Linked DNA regions of Homo sapiens: region 2 is linked to region 1. Evidence: read pairs that join two places in POLR2A ChIA-PET (ENCODE). Cell type or tissue: PC-3. All regions are shown on one strand. Links, peaks and the distances in the headings refer to the core of each region. The heading gives the core; the rest is flanking DNA. Region 1 has its middle 16 kb from the start of BCL2L1-AS1. Region 2 overlaps BCL2L1 (BCL2 like 1).

Evidence for each region. Peaks named below come from ENCODE experiments on the same cell type or tissue, not always from the same donor. Only the 100,000 strongest peaks of a DNase experiment are listed, where the experiment ranks them.
Region 2: POLR2A ChIA-PET joins it to region 1 with 10 read pairs; 27 of 35 experiments call an interaction of 5 or more read pairs at or near these places.

Annotation. Positions count from the first base shown.
Region 1 is chr20:31,657,733-31,660,639 of GRCh38, reverse strand. No RefSeq gene overlaps it. Among named protein-coding and RNA genes, the nearest start is that of BCL2L1-AS1, 16 kb to the left of the region's middle. In PC-3, for the core only: no CTCF peak of the experiment used is centred there; no DNase peak of the experiment used is centred there.
Region 2 is chr20:31,707,276-31,710,182 of GRCh38, reverse strand. The region is part of intron 2 of BCL2L1 (BCL2 like 1); the gene reads left to right. The region is part of intron 3 of BCL2L1-AS1 (BCL2L1 antisense RNA 1); the gene reads right to left. Among named protein-coding and RNA genes, the nearest start is that of BCL2L1, 14 kb to the left of the region's middle. In PC-3, for the core only: no CTCF peak of the experiment used is centred there; no DNase peak of the experiment used is centred there; H3K27ac peaks cover 1,425 bases.

The DNA of each region.
Region 1 (2,907 bases), core at 158-2,657:
ACACATGAATCCCCATGTACTCACCAGGCAGTTTCAACAATTACCAACTGATGTCAACTTTATTCTTTTTTTCTAGCTGTGTGGTATTCCACAAGTTTTTAACCAGACCGCTCAGTGATTCCCAACTTTATATATTGCCATGGAACATGCTTGGAATTGCACAAAGGGAAAGCTGGAGGGGGTTTGGGACTCTCTATGTGGTTCTTGGTGAAAAACTCATTCAATTTCCATATATTACATATTTATGATGAAAGAAATGAAATATATTTCATAGAGAAAATATGAAGTTTTATCTTTGATTAAAACATCTAAATACATAAAATATTTTAAAATTTTTTCTTTAAAAACTTGACTTTGGTCCTGTAAATGCAACTTTTTATATGAGGTTTTATTATTGAAATGGCTCGGCCGGGCACGGTAGCTCACGCCTGTAATCCCAGCACTTTGGGAGGCTGAGGTTGGCGGATCATGAGGTCAGGAGTTCGAGACCAGAGCCTGGCCAGCATGGTGAAACCCCATCTCTACTGAAAAAAAAAAAAACAGAAAAAATTAGCCAGGAATGGTGGCGTGGTGGCGTGTGCCTGTAATCCCAGCTACTCTGGAGGCTGAGGCAGGAGAATTGCTTGAACCCAGGAGGCGGAGGTTGCAGTGAGCCGAGGTTGTGTCACTGCACTCCAGCCTGGGTGACAGAGCGCAACTCCGTCTCAAAAAAAAAAAAAAAAAAAAAAAGAGAAAGAAAGAAAGAAATGGCTCACGCAGGGCTCAGCATGGTGGCTTATGCCTGTAATCCCAGCACTTTGGGATGCCGAGGTGGGAGGATCGCTTGGGCCCAGGAGTTGGAGACCAACCTGGCAACATGGTGAGATCACTTGAACCCGGGTGAAACCCCATCTCTACTAAAAATACAAAAATTAGCTGGGCGTGGTGGCCCACATCTGTAGTCCCAGCTACTCGAGAGGCTGAGGCAGGAGAAATGCTTGAAACAGGGAAGCAGAGGTTGCAGTGAGCTGAGATTGTGCCACTGCACTCCAGCCTGGGCCACAGAGCAAGACTCTATCTCAAAAAAAAAAAAAAAAAAAAAAAAAAACAGAAAAAAGGAGACATTATAATCTCAAGTAGGAAATAAGAGAAAAATGTAAGCCATTCCAAAGCTTACTATTGAAATTATATTTAAACATTCTAATAGCTCTTCCTTTCTATAACTGACAAATTAATGTCAATATTTCTTGTATTCAGTTGGATTTGAAATCAATCCAAATGTACGTTTTCATTTTGAATATTTTAAAATAATGAGTTCAGAAAACAGGAAAAGATATAAATCTTTTAAACTCTTCTTTCTTTCTTTACCATTATAACTGTTATTAAAACTGGGCAAGGCTGCCGGGTGCAGTGGCTCACGCCTGTAATCCCAGCACTTTGGGAGGCCAAAACAGGTGGATCACGAGGTCAGGGGATCAAGACCATCCTGGCTAACACGGTGAAACCCCGTCTCTACTAAAAATACAAAAAAATTAGCTGGGCGTGGTGGCGGGCGCCTGTAGTCCCAGCTACTCGGGAGGCTGAGGCAGGAGAATGGCATGAACCTGGGAGGCAGAGCTTGCAGTGAGCCGAGATCGTGCCACTGCACTCCAGCCTGGGTTACAGAGGGAGACTCCATCTCAAAAAACAAAACAAAACAAAACAAAAAAAACTGGGCAAGGCTGTACAGCACCAAGGAAGAGAGAGGAAGGAAGGAAAGAAGGGAGAGAGTGAGGGAAACACAGAAGGAAAGAAGGAAGAAAGGAAGGAAAAGAAAGGGAATTATTGGTCACTATTACTTATGAACATGTATGCCAAAGTTATAATATTAATAAACCAAACCTAATATTAACAAACAACATAATATTAAAAGAATAATATATCACAACCTGTAGGGTTTATTCCAGGTAAACAAGATTGACTACATATAGGAATTTTTTCTTTTTGCTTTCTTTTTTTTTTTTGAGACGGAGTCTCACTCTGTAGCCCAGGCTGGAGTGCAGTAGCGCCATCTTGGCTCACTGCAACCTCTGCCTCCAAAGTTCAAGTGATTCTCCTGCCTCAGCCTCCCAAGTAGCTGGAATTACAGGCATGCACCACCATGCCAGGCTAATTTTTGTATTTTTAATAGAGACAGGGTTTCACCATGTTTGCCAGGCTGGTCTTGGACTCTTGACCTCAAGTGATCCGCCTGCCTTGGCCTCCCAAAGTGCTGGAATTACAGACGTGAGCCACCGCACCCAGCCAAGAAATTTATCTATGTAATTTATTGTATTGAAAAATTAACAAAGAAAATGCTTATGATTATTTCAGGAGATATGAAAATAGTATTTTGTAAAATTCAACACCTGTTCATTTTTTTCTTTTTTTTTGAGATGGAGTCTCGCTCTGTTGCCCAGGCTGGAGTGCAGTGGTGCCATCTTGACTCGCCACAGTCTCCACGTCCCAAGTTCAAGTGATTCTCCTGACTCAGCCTCCTGAGTAGCTGGGATTACAGATGCCCGCCACCACGTCCAGCTAATTTTTGTATTTTTAGTAGCAACGGGGTTTCGCTATGTTAGCGAGGCTGGTCTCGAACTCCTGACCTCCGGTGATCTGCCTGCCTCGGCCTCCCAAAGTGCTGGGGTTACAGGCATGAGCCACGGTGCCCAGCTAACACCTGTTCATGATTTATTAAATTTAAAAAAAAAAAGCTTTTTAGCCAGCTTTCACTTCTTTATAGTCTTCTGGGTCTATAGAAGTTTAAGATAATAATTTTGTGTATTGCTTGTGCAATGTTTTTTTTTTTTAAATAGAGACAGGGTTTCCTTATGTTGCCCAGGCTGGTCTGGAACTCCTGGGCTCAAATGATCCTCCTGCCTCAACCCCCCAAAGTTTAGGGATTACAGA
Region 2 (2,907 bases), core at 183-2,682, 50 kb before region 1:
TCTTTCATCCCCAGCATCTAGCAGAGTGCTTGGTACATAGGAGGCACTTAGCAAATATTTGTTGAATAAGTGACTGTGTAGACCACCTCACACGGTGTCTGATATACTCAGTCAATGTTAGGCATTGTTATGTCTTAGGAAGATGTGGACCATGATGGGTTTAAATAGGTGAAAAGAATGTAACAAGAGCAGGCTGTGGCTGGGCGTGGTGGCTCACACCTGTAACCTCAGCACTTTGGGAGACTGAGGCAGGTGGATCACTTGAGATCAGGAGTTCGAGGCTGGCCTGGCCAATATGACAAAACCTTGTCTCTTCTTTTTTTTTTTTTTTTTTTTTTTTTTGAGATGGAGTCTTGCTCTTGCTCAGTTGCCCAGGCTGGAGTGCAGTGGCACGATCTCGGCTCACTGCAAGCTCCGCCTCCCAGGTTGACGCCATTCTCCTGCCTCAGCCTCCCGGGTAGCTGGGACTACAGGTGCCCGCCACCAGGCCCGGCTAATTTTTTTTGTATTTTTAGTAGAGACGGGGTTTCACCGTGTTAGCCAGGATGGTCTCGATCTCCTGACCTCGTGATCCACCCGCCTCAGCCTCCCAAAGCACTGGGATTACAGGCATGAGCCACCGCACCCGGCTCGTCTCTTCTAAAAATACAAAAATTAGCAGGGTGTGGTGGCGGGCGCCTGTAATCCCAGCTACTTGGGAGGCTGAGTCAGGAGAATCACTTGAGGCCGGGAAATGGAGGTTGCAGTGAGCTGAAATCATGCCATTGCACTCCAGCTTGGGCGACAGAGGGAGACTCTGCCACACACACACACACCAAAAAGATCAGGCTAGTTACACACGCGTGCACGCGCGCACACACACACACGAGCAGGCCAGACGGGTAAGAACCACCCAGACAGAACTGGAGGGTGGAGTATGTATGAAGCATTTGAGAGATCATGAGGAGGCAGACTGGCTAGAGCCAAAGATGGTCTGTGTCAGCAATAAAGTTGGTCAGGGAAGAAACCAGGTGGCTGATGACAGAGGCCTCTGGACAGAGGGATGGTTGATGGTAGAGGTGGGCCTAATGGGGAGAGGCCCAGAGCACCTGTGGGATGCAGTTAGGTCTCAGTAACCCCTAAGAAAAAGAATCTCTTGCCAGCCAGGGCTCAGCAGGCAGAGCTGCAGGGAGAGAAAAGCCAGAGGCACCTGCAACCTGCAGATCAGGTAAGCTGCCCTGGTTGTTATTTTGGGACTCAGGGCCAGGTGCAGATTCAAAGGATTGATTGAAGCCTTTTGGCAACTCTGGCCTCAGCAGGGTAAACATCACCTGTCTCCTGCCACCTGCAGTGACAATGCCAGGAAGGGTACCCTAGGTAGGCCCAAAGGGGCCTAACTTTCTTGCTGCCCTGGTGGAGCAAGAAATATCTTCTAGGAGAGGCCAATCCTTCCCTGCCCCACAGCTCCTTCTCTGCAAAGCTCAGGTGGCAATCAGGTACCTCCTGCCCAAGAGGCCCCCATGGTTCTGGCCTAAGGAAGGCAGGGCGGGGCATTGGGAGCCGTTGACAGCTGGGCTCAGCTGGGGGGAGGGGTCAGTTTGGGAGCAGGTGCAGATTTCAGGGAGGGTGGGGCCTAAAGGGAAGTAGGGATCTTGGTAGGCTGCAAAATTTTCCTCCCCATCCCCCAGCCACAGCTGGCTTCTCCAGGAACCTGATGACCTAGTTACAATGCTTAGAAATTGTCAGCTTAGCTTGCAGTTCAGGGCTTTGCCAGTCTCTCCTCTCTGAGGCTTCTTGGGTCCAAAAGGTACCTTGGCATTTCCCCAAGGGGGTTCCATGTGAATGACATACACTGTATCACATGTACAGGCTTCTTGCCCAGGGGAGGAAAGAGCCAGTAAGGCTGCTGCTTCTTCCCTTGTGTGTGCCCCCCAACCCCAGGGAGAAAATACTCCCATGCCCTTGCCCCCTTCTGTTTCTCTCTAGAGGGTTGGTGAGTGACAAATGGGAAGTCACAAACTTCTTCCCTTGAGGGTCAACAAAGAGGGCCAGACCCTTGTTGCCCTAAGGATAGATTGAGCACACCTAACCATTCTTTCCTTACCTCCCCATCTCAGTGTGATGTTAAAACCTGATGGAAAGAGGTTAGGAAGACTCTTCTGGGGGCTCTGGAGGCCCCCCACTCTCTCAGGCAGCAGCTGCTCCTGGTATTCCTGGTGTCTGCCTTGCCTCCTTGGGAGAAATTCCATCGTTGTTAAGAGTCAGGTACGAAATTTGACAAACCGTTGTTGAGTTGGTGAGTCTCACTTGCTTAATAGTTATCCTTGGCAAATACTTAATCTTTCCCAGCCTTAGTTTCCTCATGTATGGAAAAGAGGTAACAATATACAGTGCTTTTCTTTTTTCCTTTTTTTTTTTTTTTTTTGAGACAGAGTTTCGCTCTTGTTGCCCAGGCTGGAGTGCAATGGTGCCACCTCGGCTCACCACAACCTTCGCCTCCCAGGTTCAAGTGATTCTCCTGCCTCAGCCTCCCGAGTAGCTGGGATTACAGGCATGCGCCACCACGCCCAGCTAATTTTGTTTTTTTAGTAGAGACGGGGTTTCTCCATGTTGATCAGGCTGGTCTCGAACTCCTGACCTCAGGTGATCTGTCCGCCTCAGCCTCCCAAACTGCTAGGATTACAGGTGTGAGCCACCATGCCCGGCCTACAGCGCTTTTCTTGAAACACTCTTGAGAGCATGAAAATAGTTGAAAAGATACATGGAGCACTTACCAAGGAGCCCAGCATATAGTAATTACTTAGTATAACAAGCTACTATTATTACTGTTATTGTCACATTGCAATCACTGGTAAACAAATTGTTGTCATTGCTATTGGATCTACTCTCCAGGAGTGAACTTTCAGGCTGACAGAATATGTGGATATC